Linked DNA regions of Homo sapiens: region 1 is linked to region 2. The links are chromatin loops, found by intact Hi-C in ENCODE. Cell type or tissue: HepG2. All regions are shown on one strand. Links, peaks and the distances in the headings refer to the core of each region. The heading gives the core; the rest is flanking DNA. Region 1 overlaps BSPRY (B-box and SPRY domain containing). Region 2 overlaps LOC105376223 (a long non-coding RNA gene).

The links. Peaks named below come from ENCODE experiments on the same cell type or tissue, not always from the same donor. Only the 100,000 strongest peaks of a DNase experiment are listed, where the experiment ranks them.
Region 1: a loop joins it to region 2, with 7 times the contacts of the local background. A loop is called at or near these places in 2 of 110 quality-filtered maps.

What each region holds. Positions count from the first base shown.
Region 1 is chr9:113,350,867-113,359,093 of GRCh38, forward strand. BSPRY (B-box and SPRY domain containing) reads left to right here. Exons shown (of 6, transcript NM_017688.3): 2 at 3,374-3,472. Among named protein-coding and RNA genes, the nearest start is that of BSPRY, 5.4 kb to the left of the region's middle. RefSeq lists a silencer at 1,650-1,699. In HepG2, for the core only: a CTCF peak has its summit at 4,535; DNase peaks (open chromatin) are centred at 1,355 and 4,535; H3K27me3 peaks cover 846 bases.
Region 2 is chr9:113,653,106-113,661,504 of GRCh38, forward strand. All of the region lies in intron 2 of LOC105376223 (a long non-coding RNA gene), which reads left to right. Among named protein-coding and RNA genes, the nearest start is that of RGS3, 190 kb to the left of the region's middle. RefSeq lists a silencer at 5,035-5,114. In HepG2, for the core only: CTCF peaks have their summits at 2,480 (motif pointing left) and 5,049 (motif pointing left); DNase peaks (open chromatin) are centred at 2,456, 4,236 and 5,036; H3K27me3 peaks cover 1,852 bases.

The sequences.
Region 1 (8,227 bases), core at 1-8,000, 300 kb before region 2:
ATTTGCAAACTCCAAAGTACTTAAATGTCTGTCATCTCATTCTGTCTTGACCACGCCTTTGAAGGGGTCCTACCTACATTTTACAGATGAGGCACTGGAGGCTCGGAACAAGGCAGTAACTCCTCCAAGCTTCCTAATGTTCAGGGGTGGGACCCAGGGAGTCATTGACTAGGCAAGAGGAAACTGCTGCTTTGCTTCGGCGGTTGGAGGGAGGAAGTGATGCTAATGGGGGTGAGAATGTCATGGAAACCTTAAAAGTAGCTATCAGGACTGGATTTGAGTGGTGGAAAGAGTGAAGCCTCGGGCAGGTGGCAGGCCTGGTGCTAGTTTCGGTACTACCCTAGGGAACCTTCTTTGAACCCCTCTGAGGCCGTATGCATATTTATCTCCTTTGCCTGAAGGGAGGTGGGTCTTACCCTCTCTTCCACCAAATTAGAGTAGATTTCTGTCTTTTGCACATTCCTTCCTCTATCCATCCAGTCAGCAAATAAATCTCACCCTAGGGCAAGATTATTACCAAAACCAGCACCAGTTCTACTGCTCTCCTACCTCTGGATTCCTGCCCTGTGGTTTTTCAGAAGCCTTCTCAGTGCTCTTAGTCCATGGTGCATGGTGATCACAGCTTCCTCCTAGTCAACTCAATTCTGTAACTTTGTATTTGGACCTATGAAATGTAACTAATTTCTACTTCTGGGTGGAAAGATTTACAAGGGCTTCCTGGAAGAGGTAGCTAAGTTGCCTTTTGGCAGATGGAACTGAGGCAGAACTCTTAGGGGGAACAGTGGAGGGACTGCTGCTTGGATAGGCTCTAGGTATCACCTGGAGAAACGGAGAGCAAAAGCAGGGCCCTGGCCCATACCTTCTTGGGGAAGTCACTTCTCTTTGGGCCTCAGCTTTCCCGTTTCTTTCTCTTTCCTTTTTTTTTAAAATTTATTTACTTATATTTATTTATTTTTGAGACAGTCTCACTCTGTCACCCAGGCTGGAGTGTGGAGTGCAGTGGTGCTATTTCAGCTCACTGCAACCTCTGCTTCCTAGATTCAAGAGATTCTCCCACCTCAGCCTCCCGAGTAGCTGGGACTACAGGCGCATGCCACTACGCCTGGCTAATTTTTGTATTTTTTGGTAGAGATGGGGTTTCACCACGTTGGCCAGGCTGGTCTCGAACTCCTGATCTCAGGTGATCCGCCCACCTCAGCCTCCCAAAGTGTTGGGATTACAGGTGTGAGCCACCGTGCCCGGCCAGCTTTCCCATTTCTAAAACTCCCCTGAGCTCATGGATGATGCTCATAGCTTTGAGAGCCATGAACTGCTGAACCTCTTGTGGTCAAGGCAGTGGGTGTTCGTTCATTCAACAAATATTTATTCAGGGCCTTCTATGTTCAGAAACTCTCTTTGAGGTACTAGGACATAGAGAAGTCAGACTTATGGTGCTTCTGTTCCAGTGGTGGGGGAGACAGATACCCAAAAAGGTAAACAAACACATAATATATAGTCAGAGAGTTATAAGTGCAAGGGAGAAAAATAAAGCAAAGTAAGAGATTGGGTGAGGAGGGAGATGGTCAGGGAAGACCTCTCTGAAGAGATGACATCTGAATGCAGTTGGGGAGTGAGACACACACACACACACACACACAGACTGGTGGAAACGGAACTGCAGGTGCAAAGGCACTGAAGTCAGGACAAGTTTGGTACATTTAAGGAACAGAAAGAAGGCCAGCATGGATAGAGGTAGAAAGTGATGTTGGAGAAATAAGCTGAGTCACATCAGGTGGGGCTAGGTTGGCTAAGCTAAGAAGCCTGATGTCATTGTGAGTGTACTGAAAGCCATTGGAGGGTTTTGAGTAGGGGCATGACCTGGTCTGATTTCCTTACAAAAGGTGGCTCTGGCTAGCTGGGGGGTTGGGGGTGCAGGGTACCCAGTTAAGAGGTTCTAACAGTGGTTCCTGTGAGAGATCATGGCAACCTGGATAGAATAACTGGAGTAGAGGTGACCAGAGGAGAGAGAGAGACTTTGGAGATGGGGTTGATAGGACTCACTAATGGAATTGATGTGGGGTTGGAGACAAACTCCTGGGTTTTTGGTCTGGGTAACAGGTGAATGATTGATGGTGCTGCTTAATGAATGAGGATAACTTGGCAGAGAGCAGTTCTGGACAGAACAGAAGGTATGGACAGTCAGGCAGCTGAGTATGACGGAGGACCAAGAGTGTGTGCGCCAGAAAGTGGTTATAACGGGCTGAGCGTGGTGGCTCACACCTGTAACATCCCAGCACTTTGGGGGGCTGAGGCGGGAGGATTGCTTGAGCCCAGGAGTTGGAGACCAACCTATGCAACATGGCAAAAGTCCATCTCTACAAAAAATGCAAAAAGTAGCCAGGTGTGGTGGCACGTGCCTGTAGTTCTAGCTACTCAGGAAGGACATGGGAGGATCACTTGAGCCTGGAAGGTCAAGGCTGCAGTGAGTCTTGATCATGCCACTGCACTCAGCCTGGACGACAAGCAAGACTCTATCTCAAAATAAATACATAAATAAATTTAAAAAGAAACAAACGCCTGGGTGCGGTGGCTCACACCTGTAATCCCAGCACTTTGAGAGGTCAGGGCGGGCAGATCACCTGAGGTCTGGAGTTCGAAACCAGCCTGGCCAACATGGTGAAACCCTGTCTCTACTAAAAATACAAAAATTAGCTGGGTGTGGTGACACACACCTGTAATCCCAGCTACTTGGGAGGCTGAAGCAGGAGAATCGCTTGAACCTGGGAGGTGGAAGTTGCAGTGAGCCGAGATCGCACCACTGCACTCCAGCCTGGGCAACCGAGTGAGACTCTGCCTCAAAAAATAAATAAATAAAAAAAAATAAAAATAAACACAAGACAAAATGGACTTTAAGGCAAACATAGTACTAAAGATAAAGTCACTTAGAGAATGTGCAGTTCACCAGCAACATATAATGATTCTAATCTTAAATGTTTCTAAATAATATAGCCTGAGAATATTCATAGAGCAAAAATTTGTTTTAAAGTTATTATAATGATAGGCTGGGGTTCTGGGATGAAGACGGAGGTGAGGTCACAGAAGGGGATGATGGACAGTGAAAGGTAGTCCCACTAGTGTGTTGGTGGCCTCAACTGAGCTGTTGCTGGAATAGGTATCCTAGAATTAGGGAGTGAGAAGGATAGGGCATGGTGGGGAGAGTGTGGATCCTTGAAATGGAGATTTAGGAGGTGGTACAGTTTTTGATAATGATGAGATCTGGGCTATGACCATGGGAGTGGGTGGCTGACATGTGGTAACAGGAGAAAATCACTGGGATGGAGTGAATGGCTCAGGTACATGGACCAAGATGCCACAAGCGTTGTTTGTGTTGCAGAACAAGATTGTGGACCAGTGTGAGAGGCTGCAGTTACAGAGTGCTGCCATCACCAAGTATGTGGCGGACGTCCTGCCGGGGAAGAATCAAAGAGCAGTGGTAATTCCTCTTCTTTCCTCTCTACTCAGCCCCCTCCCAGGATAAGGCCTTAGACTTAGGGACTTGGGCAAGTCTAGGGTCCCTTACCAACCTCACAGACTCATTGTGCTACTAGCAAAGCTTCTCATCCCTCAGAGACTCAATTTTACCATCTGGGCAGGGTGGGCTTGTTCCTGTACCATACTTGGTGCAAAGACTCTGCTAGCAAATGACTTTCTTGGGTATCTTGGCATAGGGGATCAAGAAGGGTCGTATTCTTCTACCATCTGGTCATTTTCTGCCCAGCTGCAGAATTATAAAATAACCTAGGACTTTTACATTGAATATTCTCTGTGACAATCTTATGAAGTAGATAGCAGTAACATCCCCATTTACAAATAGGAAAATGGGTCCTTATAGAGGTTAAAGAGGTTAACTGACCTGTCCAAGGACCCCATAGCCTCCTGGCAGTCGGTTCTGTGACCTGGATCTTCTGTCTCCTAGGCTAGTGCTCCTTCTGCTGCATCCCACTGCTGATTCTTTTTTTTAATTTTTTTTCTTTTTGAGATGGGGCCTCACTCTGTTGCCCAGGCTGGAGTGCAGTGGTGTGATCTTGGCCCACAGTAACCCCTGGTTCAAGCAATTCTCCTGCCTCAGCCTCCCAAAGTGCTGGGATTACAGATGCCTGCCACCATGAGTGGCTAACTTTGTAAATTTTTAGTAGAGACGGGGTTTTACCATATTGACCAGGCTGGTCTCGAACTCCTGGGCTTAAGCCAACCTCCCTCCTTGGCCTTCCAAAGTACTAGGATTACAGGTGTGAGCCGCCATGCCTGGCCTCCACTGCAGATTTTTTTATTCAGTGGACTCATTACCACTGCTGTGTCATCACTTTCAAGTATGCCTATCAGGGGCAGAGCCTATGAATTTCTTTCTGCATATCCCCTCCCTCCTTTCCCTATAGTACACGGAACAGACTTGGTACCACATTAGTCAGAGTTCTTTTAATTGCATGGAACAGAACCCAGTTGAACAAGTATAAGCAAAATGGGGCATTTCCTGACAGGACACTAGGGGTCCTCTTAGGACCTAAAAGGGGCTAGACCAGGAACCAGAAAGCTGCTAGGAGTCCAGGCAGCTACTTGGTGCCCATCTATGCTTTGCTTTTGCATGATGGTCTCCATCTCCCTCCCCTGCCCTCTTCCCCTCTTCTTCTTTATCCTTTTTATTTTCTTGTCTTACTGCACTGGTTATGACCTTAGTACTGTGTTAAATAGAAGCTAGTGTGGCAAATCCTGGCTTTTTTTTTTTTTTGAGACAGAGTTTCACTCTTGTTGCTCAGACTGGAGTGCAATGGCGCGATCTCGGCTCACTGAAACCTCCGTCTCCTGGGTTCGAGCGATTCTCCTGCTTCAGCCTCCCGTGTAGCTGGGATTACAAGCGCCCACCACGACACCCAGCTAATTTTTTGTATTTTTAGTAGAGATGGAGTTTCACCATGTTGGCCAGGCTGTTCTTGAACTCCTGACCTTAGGTGATCTGCCCACCTCGGCCTCCCAAAGTGCTGGGATTACAGGCGTGAGCCACTGTGCCTGGCCCGACAAATCCTGACTTTAAGAGGAAAGCTACCAATATTTCACCAGTTATTTATTTAACAAATCTTTATTGAGCACCTACCATGTGCCAGATACTGTTGTTCAATGGGTTAGGCATTCTCCAGTGAACAAAACAGAAATTCCTATTTTCATGAAGCCTACATTCTTGTCACAGAAGAGGGACAGTAACAAAATCTATGTTATGTCCGAAGGTGATATGTGCTATGGGGAAATATAAAACAGAAAGGGGAATAGGACGGGTTGCAATTACATGTGCTGTGACCAGGAATGACTTCATTAAGAAGGTTGAGGCTGGGCGCAGTGGCTCATGCCTGTAATCCCAGCACTTTAGGAGGCTGAGGCGGGTGGATCACGAGGTCAGGAGTTCCAGACCATCCTGGCTAACGCGGTGAAACCCCGTCTCTACTAAAAATACAAAAAAATTAGCAGGGCATGGTGGCGGGCGCCTGTATTCTCAGCTACTTGGGAGGCTGAGGCAGGAGAATCACTTGAACCCGGGAGGCGGAGGTTGCAGTGAGCTGAGACTGCGCACTGCACTGCAGCCTGGGCAACAGTGCGAGACTCTGTCTCAAAAAAAAAAGAAAGAAACACTTTGGCTGCTATGTTTAGAAGTGATTATAGGCGGCAAAGGTTAAAGCAGGGAGACCAGTTAGGAAGCCATTGTAATAATCCAGGTGGGAAACAAGTGTGGTCTGGACCCAAGCAATGGTGGCAAAGCTAGTGAGAAGTGGCTAGATTCTGCATATATTTTGAAGAGGCAACAGGATTTGCTGATGGACTAGATGTAGGCTATGAAAGAAAGAGGGGAGGTGTCAGGATAATGCTGAAGTTTTTTTATTTGAGCAACTGGCAGGATGGAGCAGCCATGAACTGGGTGGGGGAAGGACTGCATGTGGAGTGATGGTTGGCGGAGGCAGGGAGGGGAGTGGGGGAGAGCAGGCATGCTAAGTTGTTGTGGGCATGTTATGTTTGAGATACCTATTTGACATCCAAGTGAAGGTGCTGAGTAGGTAGCTGCATATATGAGTTGGGAGAGGGCTGGGTTGGAGATATAAATTTGGGATTTATCAGTGTATAAATAGTATTGAAAGCCGTGGGAGAGGATGACATCACTAAGTGAATGAGTGTAGACACGAAAGAGCAGCGGTCCAAAGACTGAGCCCTAGGGCACTTCACCTCCTATTGAGAAGACAGAAGGAACCAGCGAACGGGGACCAAGAAATCAGCTAATGAAACGGAAGTAAACTAAGAGAGCAGAGTGTCCCAGCATGGGTTCCAAGGAGGTGGGAGAGATCACTGCTCTCAAATGGTGTATATTTATTTAACTATCTTATCACAGGCATAGATTCATGTGATTACTACCACAATTAAAATACAGAACAGTTCCATCACTAGGACTCCTTGTGCTACCCTTTTATAGCCACATGTACCCTTTCCTATCCCCTTGTATTATTAATACAAAATTTCTGAATTTGGATTGCTAATCTCAGTAAAGCATTTTTTATTTTTGTTTTAGGATTTTTGCTTGTATGCTCAGGAGTGAGATTAGTCTATGAATTTCATTTCTTGTACAGTCCTCATCAGATTTGGTATCAAGGTTATGTGAGCCTTATTCAATGGATTGGAAAACAGAACTCTTTTTTCTTAAGGGTTTACTTAAGATAAAGTTGTTCTTAGTTTTGATCAAAGTTGCCACAGGTTTGACTGTTAGTCTTTAGAACCAGCTTCTAGTATTTTTGGTCTACTCTTTTGTATCTTTGTCTTAATTTCATTATTATTTCTTTCTCTTTTTTTAGACAAAGTCTCACTCCATTGCCCAGGCTGAAATGCAGTGGCGCAATCATAGCTCACTGCAGCCTTGAACTCCTGGGCTCAAGTGATCCTGCTGCCTTGGCCTCCCAAACTGCTTGGATTACCAGCATGACCCGGTACTGTGCCTGGCCTGTAGAGTTCTATATATATATATATATATATATATATATATATATATATATATATATATATATATATCTCTATTAAGCTTATTCATTGGGCTGAGCATGGTAGCTCATGCCTATAATCCCAGCACTTTGGGAGGCCAAGGCCAGGAGGATCACTTGAACCCAGGAGTTCGAGACTGTTTTGGGCAATATAGCAAGACCCTATCTCTACAAAAAATTAAAAAATTATCCAGACATGATGGCATGGGCCTATAGTCCCAACTATTTGGGAGGGTGAGGTGAGAGGATCACTTGAGCCTAGGAGTTTGAGGCTGCAGTGAGCTATGATTGCATCACTGCATTCTAGCCTGGGTGACAGAGCGAGACCCTGTCTCAAAAAACAAAAAATAAAAACCTCTTTTTTTTTCTTTTTTGAGACAGAGTCTTGCCCTGTCACCCAGGCTGGAGTGCAGTGGTGCGATCTCAGCTCACTGCAGCCTCCACCTCCCAGCTTCAAGCAATTCTCCTGCCTCAGCCTCCTGAGTAACTGGGATTACAGGCTCCCACCACCAGGCCCAGCTAATTTTTGTATTTTAGTAGAGGCGGGGTTTCACCTTATTGGCCAGGTTGGTCTTAAACTCCTGACCTTGGGTGATCCACCTGCCTCAGCCTCCCAAAGTGCTGGGATTACAGGTATGAGCCACCGTGTCCAGCCACAACCACACTTTTAAAAGGATGCTTGGGCTATTTTTCCAGCATTTCTCTACTTTATTCTGAGAGGGTTTTTGGTTTGTCTACTCTCTGTCATGTGTTTGGAAAGGGAAGTTTTTCTTTTCTTTGCTCTCCTTTTCTGGGAATGGCTCAACAAACTTGTTGAGAATGACTAGAGTCTTTTAGGCAGGAATCAGAATCTGATTCATCTTGGGTGAGGATCTGTTTTGATCCAGGATCACACAGTACAACCATGGTTTCAGGGGCTCACCCTGTGGGTAAGGCATTAAAGTGGGATAAACAGGAGAATAATCGTGGGCTGGATGCAGTTGCTCATGACTGTAATCCCAGCACTTTGGAAGACTGAGGCAGGAGGATCGCTTGAGCCCAGGAGTTCAAAGCTGCAGTGAGCTATGATTGTGCCACTGCATTTCAGCCTGGGCATCAGAGCAAGACTGTGTCTCTTAAAGAAAAGAAAAGAAAAGAAAAAAAAAAGATAAAGAAGAGCAATAGTGAATGAATGTTATTGA
Region 2 (8,399 bases), core at 116-8,115:
CCTGAGAGATGGAGAGGTATCTGGGGGTGAAGTATCATGATGTCTGCAGCTTAATTTTGGATGGTTTGGCAAAAGAGCGGGAGGAAGAAGAGAAATAGAGAGAGAGAGAGAGCTCGATGGAGGGGATACAGTAAGATGTTAATGGTGGATCTCAGATAGGGGTATTCTTTCAACTATTCTGTGCATTAGAAAACCTTCCAAATTAGAAAAACACACACACACACACACACACACACACAAATGCAAATAGGCTGGGCATGGTGGCTCACGCCTGTAATCCCAGCACTTTGGGAGGCCAAGACGGGCAGATCAGGAGGTCAGGAGTTCAAGACCAGTCTGGCCAACATGGCGAAACCCCATCTCTACTAAAAATACAAAAAAAAAAAAAAAAAGCTGGGCAGGGTGGTATGTGCCTGTAATCCCAGCTACTCAGGAGGCTGAGGCAGGAGAACTGCTTGAACCTGGGAGGCGAAGGTTGCAATGAGCCAAGATCATGCCACTGCACTCCAGCCTGGGCGACCGTGCAAAACTCTGTCTCGAAAAAAAAAGAAAATAATTGTGAAAGAAAAAGGCATGGAAAAGCCATAATCTTTGCTGAAATCTACAATACAAAGTCAGAACTTGTATCCTGTGGCAGAAAAACGTCCTAACAATCCTCTTTCCCCAACCTCCACTCAAAGCTTTGCTTACCACAGAAGCTGCTCCTCATAAGACCCCTCTTTTCCCTCTCTTTCTCTCCCTGCAAAGCTGCAAGTACTTGTGTCAGTAGCCCTCTGCGTCCTACACCTCCCCTGGCACCCCTGCCCTGGCCCCCAGGCCTTTCTTTGTGGGGTATCCCAGTCTTTCTCAACACCTGTTTGGCAGCTAGGGGCACAGGTTCACAGGTGGGACGCCTGGTGTGATGTCTCACTCTGGCATTGACATGCTGGGTGGACTCAGCCAGATTATCTAACCTTTCTATGACTCAGTTTTCTCATCTGTAAAATGGGGCAGAACATCAGCATCTACCTAAGAGTGTTGTTGGGAGGATTAAATGTCCTAACACCCCCGGAGCACGGGGCAGAGAGTAATTGCTCATGAATGACACAACTGTCCAAGGTAGGTTGCCCAGCCCAAGGCCTTGTCTTTTTGGGACAACTGGCTAAATGAGATCCAGCTCCCACTGTGGCTTCCCAGGCATCTCTATTCATGCCACGGTGGGGAGATGGACGCCCGTGCTTGCTTTATGTCCCTGGGCCTCTTCCTCCTCCAGCACACGGTATGACAGCACCAAGCCACCACCTTGACCTTGGGCATGGACGCAGCTGGCTGTGGCCACTGGGTGGAAGCATTCAATTGCAGATGCTCCAAGTTTTCCCTTGCTCTCCTCCTGGCCTGGTACCCAGGGGCCACGCCCAGCCAGCATGGAGTTGACTCTGTATGAGAAATATATCTTTATGGTTTGAAGCCTCTTGGATTTAGCAGTTGTTTTGTTTCCAGTATAACCTTATCTATTCCCACTGATAAAACAGGGTTGCCCTGTCCCATGCTAAGGCTCCTTGGAATGCTCATCTAGATGAGGGTCAGTCTTAACTGCAACTTTCCAAGCATCTCTGAGTCCCAGCCAATGCCCTCACTGCGTTAGAAACCTCCATGCTTAGCTCCGCCGGCCTCCGCAGCCCCCTTGCCCTGGCCAAGGGCCACTCTGAAACATGATAACAGAGAGGGCTGCCTCGTTTCCCCAAATATAGGCTCTTATCAGCCTCATTCGCCCTAGGACATTTGGTCATTGTCTTAGTCTAGACATCAAAATTAAAATCTCTTATGAGCTCATATTCTGGGGAAGTTGGGTCAGGCTGTGTCCGGGCCAAAATTCCTCTGCCTCCGGCCCAGCTGCTGCTACAGCAGAGCTGAAGCTTGTTGGAAGGGAAACTAGGGATGCGGGACGGAGCCTGGAGGGAGAGCCAGAAAGCTGGGCTCTGCTTCTCAATGTGTGATCTTGGAGAGTCACTTTTTGTCTCTGGGCCAAAGATGAAATGAACTTGCCTTTTCCTGCCTTGGGGCCTTTGCACAGGCTGTTCCCTCTGTCTGAAGCTCTCACCACCTCCCTTCCTCTTCACCTGGTTAACTCTTGCTCAGCTATCACATCTCAGCCTAAAATACAGGGTCACTGTGCTCAAGGAAACTTGAAGACCTGCTGCCTTCAGCGCAGACAGCTTCCTTTAATTGTGTCGAGAGACTGTCTCCTTGCTAGGCTCAGAGCTCCACAAGAGTGAGAATCTGTCTGTTTACCTCTCTGTGACTCAATTAAGGCTTGCTGAAGGAACGAGTGAGGTGCATCAATCTGCTCCACGAGAGCCTACAGCTCCCTGGCACTTGGCAGGAGCTGCAAGAGGGCCCCCCTCGTCTCTTTTCTGCTCCCTCTTCCTGCTTGCTGGCGGGTTGGAAATCCTTGGCAAGGATTAAGTGTGTCCTGAGTGACTTGGCCCTTTGCTGCCTCCTGGCGTCCACTTCCAAGATAGCCGTCCCCAGATGCTTCTCCCACTCGTGGAGGAAAACTGAGTGTGGCTTCCATGTGCTGTGATCTCGTTCATTTCCAACAGTAGCCTTGTGAGAGAGGAATGATCATCCCCTGTTTGACAAATGAAGAAGGTCCACATTTGTTCATTTGTTTGTGGAATAATGACTGAGCACCTATTATTTGCCAGACACTTTGTTGGGAGCTGGTGCTTCGCTGATGAACGGCAACGCGCTGCCTCATGGAGCTTACGTTCAGGTCTGCAATAGGGAAGGCAGATAGTAAACAAGTGAACAAACGTTTTGTGTGGGCCGGGCGCGGTGGCTCATGCCTGTAATCCCAGCACTTTGGGAGGCTGAGGCGGGCAGATCACTTGAGGTTAGAAGTTCGAGACAAGCCTGGCCAACGTGGTGAAACCCCATCTCTACTAAAAATACAAAAATCAGCCAGGTGTGGTGGCGCACACCTGTAGTCCTAGCTACTCGGGAGGTTGAGGCAGGAGAATTGCTTGAACCTGGGAAGTGGAGGTTGCAGTGAGCCAAGATCGCACCACTGCACTCCAGCCTGGGCGACAGAGCAAGACGCCGTCTCAAACAAAACAAAACAAAATCCATTGTGTGTGTGTGTGCACAAGCACACTCAAGATGCCAGGGGACAGTGGCTGGGCTTTGGTGGTCCAGATGTTAACTGACTTGTACAAGATCACAGAGATGCAGCTAGATTTGAACCTGGTAGTAACAATTGTAGCTAATAACTCTATAAGCCCTTGCTCTGCCATGTGCTGCTGAACTCAGCGCTTTTTACATATATGCTACAACAGCCCTACTATTATCCTTGTTTTGCACATGGGGAAATAAAGCACAGAGAGGCTAGGTAGCTTGCCCAAGGTCACTCAGCTGCTCAGTGGTGGAGCTAGGACTCAATCCAGGCAATGTGGTTCCAGAGCCTGCCCTTTAACACTGTAAGACAAAATTTAGAAGTTTTGACATCCAGGGCCTTGGGGATGGTGGCCACAAACCCAGTGTGCTACTCTCCTCCCAGCCCAGCCAAGTAGACCATCCTGGACAGTCTCCTGCCCTCAGATCTTCCAAGATGACTGTATAGCCTCCTGTCCCATGAGTTGGAAAGGATGGGGAGGAGAGGGTGCTGTGGAGGGCCCCTATCCTCAGGAATCCTGATGGGCTAGCCGTGGGGACAGAACCAACCCACACTGGGCTGTGAGGTGGGAGGCTTCCCCTCCAAGAAGGCAGGAAAGGCTTCTTGGAGGAGGTGAGGGGTGAGGTGGGCCTGGAAGGTTGAGTGGGATTCAGACGTACAATTCAGTGGGAGCAGAAGAAGCCAAGGGAACGGCAGGGGCGGGGGAGAGGGTGGCGCCAAGGCTTGGAAGGAGGAAAAATGAGGCTGCATCAGGACCCGAAGCTTCCGGGCTTCTTCCCCAGGCTGGGGAGCTGTTGCAGGCATCCAGGTGAGAGGGGAGGGGCAGCCAGGGGGCGGAGATGAAACCAAAGGTGGCCAGGACCCAGGTGGGCTTCAGAATCACGTGCCCCCACCCCCAACTTTAATTTCTCCAGCTCCCCCCTCATTCACCCACCCCTTGCTGCTGCTTGATTGCCCCAAACACAGCACTGCCCCAGGAGTGCCTAGACCCTCCCCGTCCACATCCGCCTGCCTTGAGCCCTCACTTCCTTCCTGTCTCTGCTGAAAGGTCACTTCATACAGAGGTCTTCCCTGACCACCAGCAATACTGTATTGCTGGTGGTTACAACACCTTCCACACGCTGTACATTTCCCTGTGCTTGGCTTAGCGCACAGGTGGCTTAGCGCTTGGCAGGCCTTCCACGCATAGTTTTTGGCTGTGGGCAGCTGCTTGGCCGAGTCCTGAACAATCTTCAGCTGCAGCTTTATGTCCGTCATCTTGGCTTCCTCGGAAGCTCAGTCATCTGTCATCCCTGAGACAGACCGTTGGAAGGCTCGGGATGGGGGAGCCAACAATGCAGACACATACGCATGCACATGTTGTGCACACAGACACACACACACATATCTACACATGGGCATGAATCATATGCACACACATATGCCCATACACATACAAAGCCATGCACACATACATATGCACAACACATACACAAATGCTCACACGCATGAGCACAACACACGTGTGCACACAAGGCATGCATATCTGTATATAGGTGTGCACATGTGAGCACACCCATGTGAGCAAATATACATGTGTATACCATGCCCACATATGTATACATGCACATGTACACATTGCACACACACACACACACACACACACAATACATATATAGGCATCATATGCGTACACCACGACATGCATGGACATACGTATACTTACACATGTGCCCACATACATGCACGTACATGCATTTCTGACACCTTGACTCTCACCTTCTCCATTCATCAGAGTGGTGACCACGTTGTCCCAGGATCTGGCACAGAGACTGGCTCAGCTATCTACGGCCACAGCCAGATCACCAGAGCTCTGGGGTTGTAGCTAGGTGACGCCACCGATCCTCTGCTACCACCTTGTGGCCACTTCCCAAATGGCACCAGTCAGTGGCTGAAGCCTTTCCCTGGTTCTTGTCCCAGCTAAGCTACCGGGCCCAATCCACAGGGCTCCTGGGAAACGTGTAGTCATCCCTGAGCCTTGTGCCCCACCCTAGGACAAGTGGATGGCTTTGCTAGGTGCTGTGGGTAATGAGTGGGGCCTGGAGTAGGATGCAGGCCTGACCTCTCCACTGCTCCGTTAATCCTCTCTGTCCCACTCTGCTGCACCCAATACCTCCAGGACTTCTCAGGGCTGACTCCTGTGCCTGGAGCGCCCCACTCCCCAGTGCCCCACTGCCCAGCGAGCTCCTTGAGGGCAGAGCCCTGACTGTGCTCATCTCCAGTACAGACGGATGCTCCATGAATGTGGGAGGGAGGAAGGGAGGGAGGAAAGGAGAGAGGAAGGGAAAGAAGGAGGGGGTGAGAGAGTGAGAGAGGATTTCCTCACTGGACTTCCTCAGTTTGAGCTCTGAAAGTCCCATGTCCCAGGAAACCCCTCAGGCCTGAGCAATCTCTCCCGTTGGTCATCCTCCTACAGCTAATGCTGGTAGGAAGTGGTGGGGGCAGGGTGGGGCACTGAGAGAATTCAATAAAACAAAGTGTGGAGGGGGCCTGCCTGGATTGGTGGTGAAGGTGCGCCTGGAAATGAGAATTAATGAACTCCATTGTTTGTGCCTAAGCTGTGAGCCGTACACAAGCCACAGTATCTGCACAATCTTACCAGGGAAAAGTCTCCTGAGGATGTAGAGGCAGAAAAAAAGCCTGGGCCATGACCCATGCTTTGCTCCCAAGGTTACTGCTTCCCTCTCTGCTCCCCCCAAATCATCCCCCTTAAATAAACACGGAGAGTCTAATGCCAGCCCTCTACGTGCCTGGAGAACGGACCAATGTGAGAACTATGCTTCAGACTAGGAGCAAAATCTTTTTCCATCAAGAGACGTGGGCTGTGCCAAAAATAGAGCTTCAAGACCCTATTAGGGGGTAGTTCTCAAACTTGATATGGCATTAAAATAAGAGAGGGCTTCTGGGCAGACCCACCAGAGGTTGTGACTCAGCACATTTCAGGATGGGCTTCAGGATTCAGGTGGTTCTCATGCAGGGGTTAAAGGAGAAACTCTTCAATGATACTTGTTAAAAGCATGGTAACAAAGACTTTAGTTAGGACTCTTGATGTAGGTATAGGGACCATTGCAACAGGGAGACAGATTGGACTCAACTCTAAGACAGCATGGGCAGGTGGGACTTACAGCTGAGGGGCAGGGTGGGGTCAGTGGATGGAAAATTACCAAGAGGAAACCTTCAGGGTGAGGGGGATTCTGGCTAAACCTATTTAACAGGATTCTGGGGATTGTCATTGAAGGCAGGCCAGGGAGATCAGACATCTGCTGGGGGATGGTGGTGGATGAGGAACCTGATCAGATATGGAGGATGATCAGATGTCAAGGACGGGGGTTTCTGGTTACACTGACTTAGCAGGGTTCTTTTTCTAAAACTGGACTTCATAAGGAAGTGCACAGATGGGCCTAAGAGAAGGTTCAGGAGTCTGACTAAAGTTTGGCCAAGCCAAGAATCCTTGTCACAGGTGACTCCAGTACCATAAATAGAGGAACTCTTCCGTAGGGATGGGTTTAGAAAGATGGCATCACACTGATCTGAGTCACCTTGAAGGGGCACGTGACCAGGGCATCAGTTCTGAGCCCCTTGGTGTTATGGCTTTCCCCAGGCTGGTGCCAAGGGAAGAACTGGGAGGTGGAGGCAGCCATACCCTGAACACATGTGCCAGCAGGGATAGGCACATTGTACCCTATGCCTAAGAGAAACAGAATTAGCAAACCGCTGGCCCTGCAGGGGATTAAAGGAAAGATGGTGTTTATCTGCTTATGTTATGTGACTATTTGTTTTTACCAATTTAAATGGATGTCACTGAAGCTCTGGGGTCTCCTACCATAAGGAGGAGGCTGAGTGGGGAGGAGGGGCAGCCTCTTTAGATGTCATGCCTGCATTTGCCAGGGTCTTGGAGGTAACCGACATGGGGTAACTGAGACAGAAGCCCGAAGTGCTTTCACAAGGAACTTCTGCCCAACCTTGGTCCAACGTGCATGGCAACCTCACTCAAAATACAGAGACGCAGACGATGGAGGTAGGAGGAAGTAACAGAAGAGCAGAGTTTTACTACATGGAAATTTGCTAGCAATTGGAAATTTGACCGCTATTTGCAAACGTCAACTTCCCCTCCCACTGAAGGGCTGAAGAAGCTCACCAGTCAGTGAAGAGAGAGCTGATCCATCATCTGGCCTCATGTGCAGATGAGTTAGGAAGGAAAAAACCAACATCGATGCTATGGATGAAACAATTGTAGCACAAGGGAAACGGTGGGTGAGCAAACCTCCAAAATGACCCACCACAGGTCATTTCAGCCATCCTCAGTAGAGCACAAGAAGGCAGAAAGCCTGCAAAAAGCAACAAGATGAGATGGAAAAGGAGGTAGGTGGGAGAGACAAGGACAGGTTGCAAGGAAACCAGAAAAGCACAATGACCACCCTGGTGGTAGTCACAGCAGACCTAACTGATGCCTCAGATCATTGAATTGGTGATTTGGAGGAAGAGTACAGAGGAAAAAAAATACATTAAAATGATGATTGATAATAGGATCGTTTTGAAGAAATAGGGAAGAAAGAAGAGATGACCAGTGAATGAAAAATGGTGTTCATTAATGAGAGTTCAGAACAAGAGAAACAAACATTGTAGTCAAAGAGGCAATACCAAGAAACTCTTCTGAGCTGAAAAAGGAACTGTGTGTGCAGATCAGAAGGACTCCCTACGTTCCAGGCAATGTGGTGGCAAAATTTTCAAATTAGAAAGCAAAAGGAAAAGTCCTAAAAATTATCCAGGCAGAAAAGGCAGCTATATACAAAGGATGTGGGGAGGAAGGGATGGAGAGCAATCCTAAATGGCCAACTGATAGGGGCAAACATGCATATCGGGCTTACTACGTCCAGGCATAAACTAAGTGCTGTGCACACATTCGCTCATTGTATCCTCCACATAACCCTATGAGATAGGTGCAGTTATCATCATCTCTGCTAACAGATCAAGCTGAGACACAGAGAAGTTAAGTAATCCGCCCAATGTCACACAGCAGATGGCGGAGCTGTTATTTGGCCATAGGCAGCCTAGGACTTTCATCTGTGCTTTTCCAAACTACTTCACTCCACAGCCATTATCAGACCACGGCAAAGCGTCTAAGAAGTTTGAAAATGTTGTAAAGCAAGAATTCTAGACCTAGCCAACTTGTCATTTAAGTAAGAAAGCAAGATAAATTTATTCT